Regions from separate parts of the Homo sapiens genome. Here region 2 is linked to region 1. A link is a contact called in ENCODE Hi-C data. All regions are on one chromosome and are shown on one strand. Each heading gives the region's core, a stretch centred on a gene start or an enhancer-like site at or near the end of the contact. The rest is flanking DNA. Distances are from core to core; before and after follow the strand shown. Region 1 overlaps PDE4B (phosphodiesterase 4B). Region 2 overlaps SGIP1 (SH3GL interacting endocytic adaptor 1).

Region 1 (4,023 bases), core at 684-3,183:
TTGTCTTTCATGTCAAAAAGAATTTATTTGTCTCTTGTGTTAAAATCTAGAAACGTTTCTTATGTACCTCCTTTTCTTTACCTTAAGTATTATAGGTAGAAATATCATCTCAGGATTCTATTTCCAGATTTTTTACCTTCTAACGGACACACCTGAGATTGATATTTTGGGGCCTCCCAGGTCAGATACTTAATTCTCATGGCTACTATTGCTACAAATAGTGTTTTGGTGTGAAATCTGTACTGATTTTACATGTCTGAGATTTAAAATTATCCAATTTGTGCTATATTATCTATAGCCAATAAATTTCTTTTATTTTATTTTTGGTAATTTAGAAAATTTAGAGGCAAGAGACCAAATTCTAATGATACTGTGTTTTTTAATCTTTTTAAATTTTTCTCATTTTTCTGAAAGTAACTGTACTTTTAGAAGATACTATAAAGTACTCCTTCACACCAATCACCAAAGTAACATGTAGGAATTTTTGAAGTCCTCCTTTCTATCTGTGTCTAGCATCATTTCTGGGTTCAGTTTTCTGAATTTCCTGACACATATTGGGATTTAGTTGGTACAGTATCTATTAAAATAAATGGGCACTGCTTGCCACACACTGAAGCCAAGGAAAATTTTATCTTCATCCAAATACGAACAAACTCAAAGTAAAGCATATTGAGAACACAAATGAGAATCAAATGAAAAGAAAAGAAACACCAACACCCCCCTTTTATAACAAGTGATTTATATTCTAAAGTCACAGCCTATGATTACAGTTGTAGATTCCATCAGATTTTTTTATAGCTAAGAAAATGTGCTTCTTAAGGCAGAGATCCAAATTTCTGAATCGTGACAGCAACAGCTGAAGACTAAAGATAGACAGTCAAAACACCATTTTTCTGTACATTTTCAGTTGTTAAAAAAGCAGTTACAGTACATTATGTATAAAACATATTGTTTTAACCCTATGATGGCTCTACTGGGGAAAAATTTATGACAGAAAATATTATTTTATACCTTCATTATATACACATATTTTTAAAAGTGGTGATGGTTTTTTGTGCATAATGTCGTGTTTTCAAATGTATTTTATATAGATGTGTATAATCATTATCAACAAAATATTCTTATTTCAAACAAATGTTGAATTTGTGGCACCCGTCTCATGGCGACTCACACTCACTTCAGGATCTGTTTGCTTTTACCTCTTTCTGGAAAGCTCTCTCTCTAGATCTTTCTATGGTTCTCTTCTGTTCATACGTCTTCTCCTCAGAAAGTCTGTCCCTAATGACCTGATGTAAAACAACAGCCCTGCCCTTTCTCGTACCTTCCTCAGCTTTAATCTCCTAACAGCTTCTGTCACTCACTCTCTGCCATTGCTATTGCCTGACACCTCCACTAGAATAAAAGCCCTGAAACAACAGAGACCTTTGGTGTTTCATTTACCTCAGTAACTCCAGCACCTAAAGCAGTGTCTGGCATAGAGCTGATGTTCAATAAATGCCTGCTTAATCAATAAAGACCACTTAGTTAAACTGCAAGCGCTTTCACTCCAGGGTCCCATTAAGGGCCTCCTGCTTCATCCTCAGTCACTTCAACCAAGTCCTTAAGCAAATTCATTTTTCAGCCACTGAGAAGAGGTGTAAAAAAACATGTGGAATGATAGACAACAGGCAAGATTAAGCCTTGCCTTGAATTTGCCACTATTGATGGCCTTTTAGCCAACACTGCTAGGGTACCACTGAACGCCTGACCTTCCATAAGCAGAAAAATATTGCAATTCTCTATTCCTTAGTGGGAACACATTTCACTAGACAGAAGGCAAAGCAGACATGAACTTGTGACCTTCCCAATGGAGTAGCGGCACCACCACCCAGCAGGATTCGCTCTTTCAGATAACACAATGGTAACACTGTGTACCAAGGAATGATTCACAGAGAAACAGGAGCTCCGCCAAAGGCAGGAAGGCAATCTGTACAGAATACTATATGCTGAGAGAGCTTTCTTTTCATTACAAAATGAGAAGCAAGCAGTTTGGGGGATGGTAACTGCCTAACTGACATTATATATCCCTTAGAAAGAAGACCCAGAATCTGTGAATCACTTCTTTTTTTCTGGAGTGAGGGTTCCAATAAGGACCTTCATTTCAGTAAAGTAATCAAGATGTTCTTTGAAGTTGATTTTCACAGTTTTTCAAAGCTCAATAAATATTGAAGAAAGATGAAGATGATGGATGATGATGATGATAGTAAAAACTAGGCAAACATTTCAAATACAAATGAGTTGGACGGCCAAAAATATTTGTTAAAGCAGTAACAATTATGGGGATAAATAAAGCAGTAATAATTATAACAGATTTTATACATCTGTTAAAATCCCAGATGTATAAAAAAGGAATGAGATGCCAAGGTGAGAGACCTATAAATCTGCATAAAATTCTAAATGATTCAGTATTCAAAACATTGAACTTGTTGTCAAGGAGATTTATGGTAAGCATAGTAATTCTCTTTTCAATTCTAAGCTATCATTTATACTGTCCAAAAACACTACATTATAATTAAGAACTATTTTGCCATAGATAACATATTTCCTAAACAGTACTCTTGATATTTTTATTAAGATTACTAAGCACAAAAATACAGTAATATATAAAGAATCTGCATGTGAAAATACTTGGGGAAACAAATTAAACCTCTGGTAAACTGAAGAGCAATCATGGAGGAGAATGACCTAAGTGAGTGAATTATTTATAAGGAGTCTGTGTTTTGAGATCAAACCTAAGCCAGGTTCTTCATCATCCTTGAGAAATTCCTTCAGGCTTTCTGTTTCTCAGTGCCTTATCCATAGATGTAAATGTTCGGACCAAGTATTCTTCAGGGCAATTCAAGTGAACTAATAAGTGAAAATTTAAAATTAAATGGTAGTGCACCCAGGAGCAGTGTCTCATACTGGTAATCCCAGTACTTTAGGAGGCCAAGGCGGGTGGATCACCTGAGATCAGGAGTTCGAGACCAGCCTGGCAAACATGGTGAAACCCCATCTCTACTAAAAATACAAAAATTACCCGGGTGTGCTGGTGGGCGCCTGTAATCCCAACTACTCTGGAGGCTGAGGCAGGAGAATCACTTGAACCTGGGAGGCGGACGTTGCAGTGAGCTGAGACCGCACCATTGCACTCCAGCCTGGGCAACAAGAGCAAAACCCCATCTCAAAAAAAAAAAAAAAAAAATTAAAAATTAAATTAAATTAAAATTAAATGGTGCTGCATTTACAACGCAATCTGGCACAAATATTTGAATAGTATACTCCTTTGCAGGATGTAAAATATGCTCTAAGTATTATCACATTCATTTAAAAATATTACCTGTAAAGAGGGAAATCCCAGCCTAATGTGGCTCCACAGCTTTTATACACAGTTACCTGCTGGATTACCATTTGTGCACTTCTCCAAACTCAAAGTAAAAAAGTAAAACTTTCTCCTTAGTGCCTAAAGCAAGCTTTTCAGAGCAAAGAGCAAATATGGTATGCTGTATAGGATAACACAAAGTGAGTTTCTGAAGATTAGAATATGTAACAACAGTTCATGGAAGAAAGAACAAGAACTATACATCGCCATCTCCATTTCCCTATGGTACATAGAACAATGTTAGATCTGATTTTTTTATTACAAAGTGCACAAAGTACAAAAAGTACAGTGAATGTACATTCACTGAGGGGTTATTACTGCTAAATATTTGAAATATTTCTCAGGTAATGCTTCAAGTAATTCCATGATACAGGCTTTATTATTGGGAAAACTTCATTGAAAACAATTGAGTTTCAAGAATCTAGTAATGATGCTCTCAATGCTTTTTTCTCTGTAATTAAGTCTATGTTCTTTTCATTATGTCAGTAGTTCTCCAAATGTGGCTCCATGATTGGCACCAAAGGCATCACTTGAGTTTATATCTCTTAAAAGCTTTCTAAACCTGTTTAAAATATTGCTACCTACTGAATCAGAAACTCTGGGGAGTGGGACCCAGAAATCCC
Region 2 (4,023 bases), core at 864-3,363, 750 kb before region 1:
TAAGAACTTGGCAACATAACTGCCTAAAAATGCAATGCAACAAAAGCTGTAACTATGACACCAGTCATATTTACAAACAAACTGGCAAGATATTGGCACATAATTCCTAATTTCAGATGGAGGAACCTTGAAAAATAAACTGGCTCAACGTGCACAACCAAAAAATGGAGGGAAACTGAAGCAAGAATTCGAATTAAGAGACTTTTTCCATTCCCTCACGGTTTGCACAGTCTTGTGGGGGAGATGGATGAATGAAGAAACACAAATAGATATGTCATTATTAACTGTAGTAAGTGCTACAAAGGAAAAGAACAGGGTACCTTTAGAGAGAATAACAAGGGGACAGAATTTATTACGTTGGCACAAAAGGAATTACGGTTTTTGTCATTTAAAAGTAACGGTAGAAACTGCAATTACTTTTGCACCAAGCTACTAGTTTGGGGCTGGTTGGTGGGGGTATGGGGAGGAGAATGGGATAGTCCAGGAGGCAGAGTAGAGCTGAGACTAAAGGATGAGTTGGAGTCAGGTGAAGAAGGTTGAAACAGTATTCGAGGCAGGGGAAACAAGTACTACAAAGCCCTGTTGTGGGAAAGGATGCAGCCTGTTTCTGAGATTGGCAGGTCTGGCTGGAGCTAAAAGGATTCTGAGGCAGGATGGTGGGAGATGAGAATGGAGAGGCAGACAAGGGTAAACAACTCAAGGCCTCAAAGGCAATGGTAACAGGTTTAGATTCTGGGACAGGTGTAATGCGAAGCCACCAGGGAGTTGTGAACAAAGGAGACCTGATTTACTCACAAAAGACCACCTGGCTGTTGAAATGTATTGGAGAGGGGCAAGATTGGATTCAGGGAGAGAAGGCAATTGCAGTGGTATGGGGAAAAGACAGTGGTCACTTGGACAAGGGAGGTGGCAGTAAAGAAAAAAGTGGCCACTTCAGAGAGAGGTTTGTAGATGAACATCAGGACTTGATGGAGAAGCTGTCAAGAAGACTTCTTTCAGCTCATTCACTGCAAATAATTAACTTGTATAATTGATCATTTTAATAGCATGCATGCATGTGGGTTTGTGTGACTGTGCATATGCATAATAAAGACATCAAATTCAGGTTTAATAGTTAGAAAATGTGAAAAATTACATTGATATAAACATATTTGCATAAGTTTCTTTTATGTCATACATGTAAAATTCCATCAAAACAATGATCATTACAATGAAATTGTATTAACTATTAAACCTGAATTTGATGTCTTTATTATGCATATGCACATGCACAGTCACACCTACACACACAATTGATTTAAAAAGAAGGCCAGGCGTGGTGGCTCATGGCTGTAATCCCAGCACTTTGGGAGGCCAAGGCAGGCAGATCACTTGAGGTCAGTAGTTTGAGACCAGCCTGGCCAACATGGCGAAACCCCATCTCTACTAAAAATACAAAAATTAGCCAGGTGTGGTGGTGGGCGCCTGTAATCTCAGCTACTTGGGAGGCTGAGGCAGGAGAACCACTTGAACCCAGGAGGCGGAGGTTGCAGAGAGCTGAGATGGTGCCACTGCACTCCAGCCTAGGCAACAGAGCAAGACTCTATCTCAAAAATAAAATAAAAATAAAAAGATGCTCATACAATGAAAGGATTTTATTCTTGTTATTTGGCTCATTTCCCACCATTGTCATCCACTGTCTGTTGATAATGAGTAAAACAGACGATGAACAAACTGTTGCTGATACAGATTTTCTTACCCTGTCTCTCTAACCACTTGAGATAGTTGGCCATTAAAACACGTATATGCATATGCAGTCACACATTCACACACAACCACCCACAACAAATTTTGATAGCTGGTAAAAGTTCTGTGCTTGAATCTACAAATATATCTGAGTGGTGGTAATTTCACTATAGTGCGACCCTGTTGCTAAGATATATCCCTCATCTAAGTACAAAGTACTAAGCCACATGTATCTCTGAAAAATTTATGCAAAATCATATTTACCAGCAGAGAAGTTGGGGGTTTGGCAGGACGTGTTCTAACCTGCTGAAATTTATCACCCGAAAAGTCAGAGCAGCTGGGGACGGGTTGTTGGCAAAGTGTCTGGTGATGCCAGCAGGAAATGACAACACCATTTCTCCGGTAATCTTAACGATACATCTGGCATATCAAAACACAGAGAGGAAAGAGAGAGAAAATCCATGTCAATACACTGAATCAAAACTGCTGTGAAAAACAATTTATGAGGCAATGTTAAATAGCAGAAGAGATAAAAGGCAGGCTCTTACAATTCCATTAAAAAATACTTTAACTTCTATTTTAGGTTCAGGGGTACATGTGCAGGTTTGTTATATAGGTAAACATGTGACTTGGGGGTTTGGTGTACAGATTATTTTGTCACCTGGGTACTAAGCATAGTATTTGACAGTTTTTTTTTTCTGAACTTTTCTCTTCTCCCATCCTCCTCCCTCAAGCAGGCCCTAGTTTCTTTTGTTCCTCTCTTTCTGTCAACATGTTCTCATTATTCAGCTCCCACTTATAAGTGAGAACATGTGGTGTTTGTTTTTCTGTTCCTGTGTTGGTTTGGGAAGGATAATGGCCTCCAGTTCCATCCATGTTCCTGCAAAGGACATGATCTCATTCTTTTTTTATGGCTGCATAGTATTCCATGGTGTATATGTAACACATTTTCTTTATCTAGTCTATCATTGATGGCCGTTTAGGTTGACTCTGTGTCTTAGCTATTGTGAAGAGTACTGCAATGAACATACCAATGCATGTGTCTTGATGATAGAATGATTTATATTTCTTTGGGAATATAACCGGTAATGGGATCTCTGGGTCAAAGGGTAGTTCTGTTTTTAGTTCTTTGAGGAATCACCACACTATTTTCTACAATGGTTGAATTAATTTACACTCTCACCAGCAGTGTATCATTTCTAACTTATCTGAGAACTCAATGGTCAGCACTTATTTTAAAAAGTGACTATTTTGTTTTATGTGTTTTGAAATGTAAGAAGAAAAGTACAGCTTTTCTCTTTCTGTAGAAGTCTATAGCTTCACCTCATGAATAGAATCCTCTACTCTGGTGGTTCTCCCTCACTTTGATTTCTGAATCTTTGGCAGCATATTTGAAGATAGTATATTGTACAATGTTATCACATTATTTCCTGGACTTGTCTTACTTAGCTCTTCGAGTAACATGAGTAATGCCTTTAGCATGTTGTTTTATGTACTCATGAGGTAAAGTTTTTGCCTTGCACTTAACTAGTTCTTCATTCCATTAATTTGTCTATTTGGTCAAAATTGTAAACTCAGTCATATAAGTTAACACAATGGGATGATAGCGTGGAAGGAAAAACAATTCTTTTTTTTTAAAAAAGGCTTTATGAAGATATAATTGATATATAATAAACTGAACTTATATACAGTGTAAAACTCCATGAGATTATATGATGTAAAATCATCATACAATTAAGAAAATGAACATTTCCATCATCCCTGAAAGTTTTCTTATGCTTTTTTGCAATCCCTTTTTGTAATCTCTCCCACTGCCTCCTTTCCCTGTCCCTAGGCAAGAGTTAATATGCTTCACTATAACTTCATTTGCAATTTCTAGAATTTCATATAACAGAATTGTAAGGTGTGTGATTTTTTGTTTCTTTCACTGCACATAATTATTTTGAGACTTGTTCATGTAGTTGTGTGCACTAATAGTTCATTTCTTTTTGTGGCTGTGTAGTGTATGGGTATACCACAGTTTTAAAAAATACATTCACCTACTGAAGAACATTTGGCTTCTTTCCAGTTTTTGCCTATTACAAATAAAGGTGCAATGAATACGCGTGTACGGGTATTAGTATGAATATACCCTGTCATTTCTCTTGGTAAGTACACAGGAGGAGAGTCACTAGCTCACATAATAGGTGTAGACTCTCAAAGAAACTGCCTAACTGTTTTCTAAAGTGGAAAATACAGCTGTGCATGAGGGTTTTAGTTCTTCCACATTCTCACCAACACTTGGTAGAACTGATCATT

The links. Hi-C counts contacts between places; a loop is a spot of excess contacts on that map. Pooled maps may share reads with other maps.
Region 2: a loop to region 1 is called in a map of chondrocyte, with 2.5 times the contacts of the local background. The contact joins two enhancer-like sites. A Hi-C loop is called at or near these places in 4 of 168 maps with a recorded cell type or tissue (A673, CD4-positive, alpha-beta T cell, PC-3 and 1 more), 3 of 37 single-sample maps with no recorded cell type and 8 of 50 pooled maps.

The regions. Positions count from the first base shown.
Region 1 is chr1:65,977,226-65,981,248 of GRCh38, reverse strand. All of the region lies in intron 3 of PDE4B (phosphodiesterase 4B), which reads right to left. Among named protein-coding and RNA genes, the nearest start is that of PDE4B-AS1, 71 kb to the left of the region's middle. Within about 2 kb of position 1,933, at least 3 of the 41 ENCODE cell types and tissues checked have a DNase peak (open chromatin) inside an H3K27ac peak, as active enhancers do.
Region 2 is chr1:66,727,386-66,731,408 of GRCh38, reverse strand. It overlaps SGIP1 (SH3GL interacting endocytic adaptor 1), which reads right to left. Exons shown (of 25, transcript NM_032291.4): 20 at 1,990-2,145. Among named protein-coding and RNA genes, the nearest start is that of DYNLT5, 23 kb to the left of the region's middle. Within about 2 kb of position 2,113, at least 2 of the 41 ENCODE cell types and tissues checked have a DNase peak (open chromatin) inside an H3K27ac peak, as active enhancers do.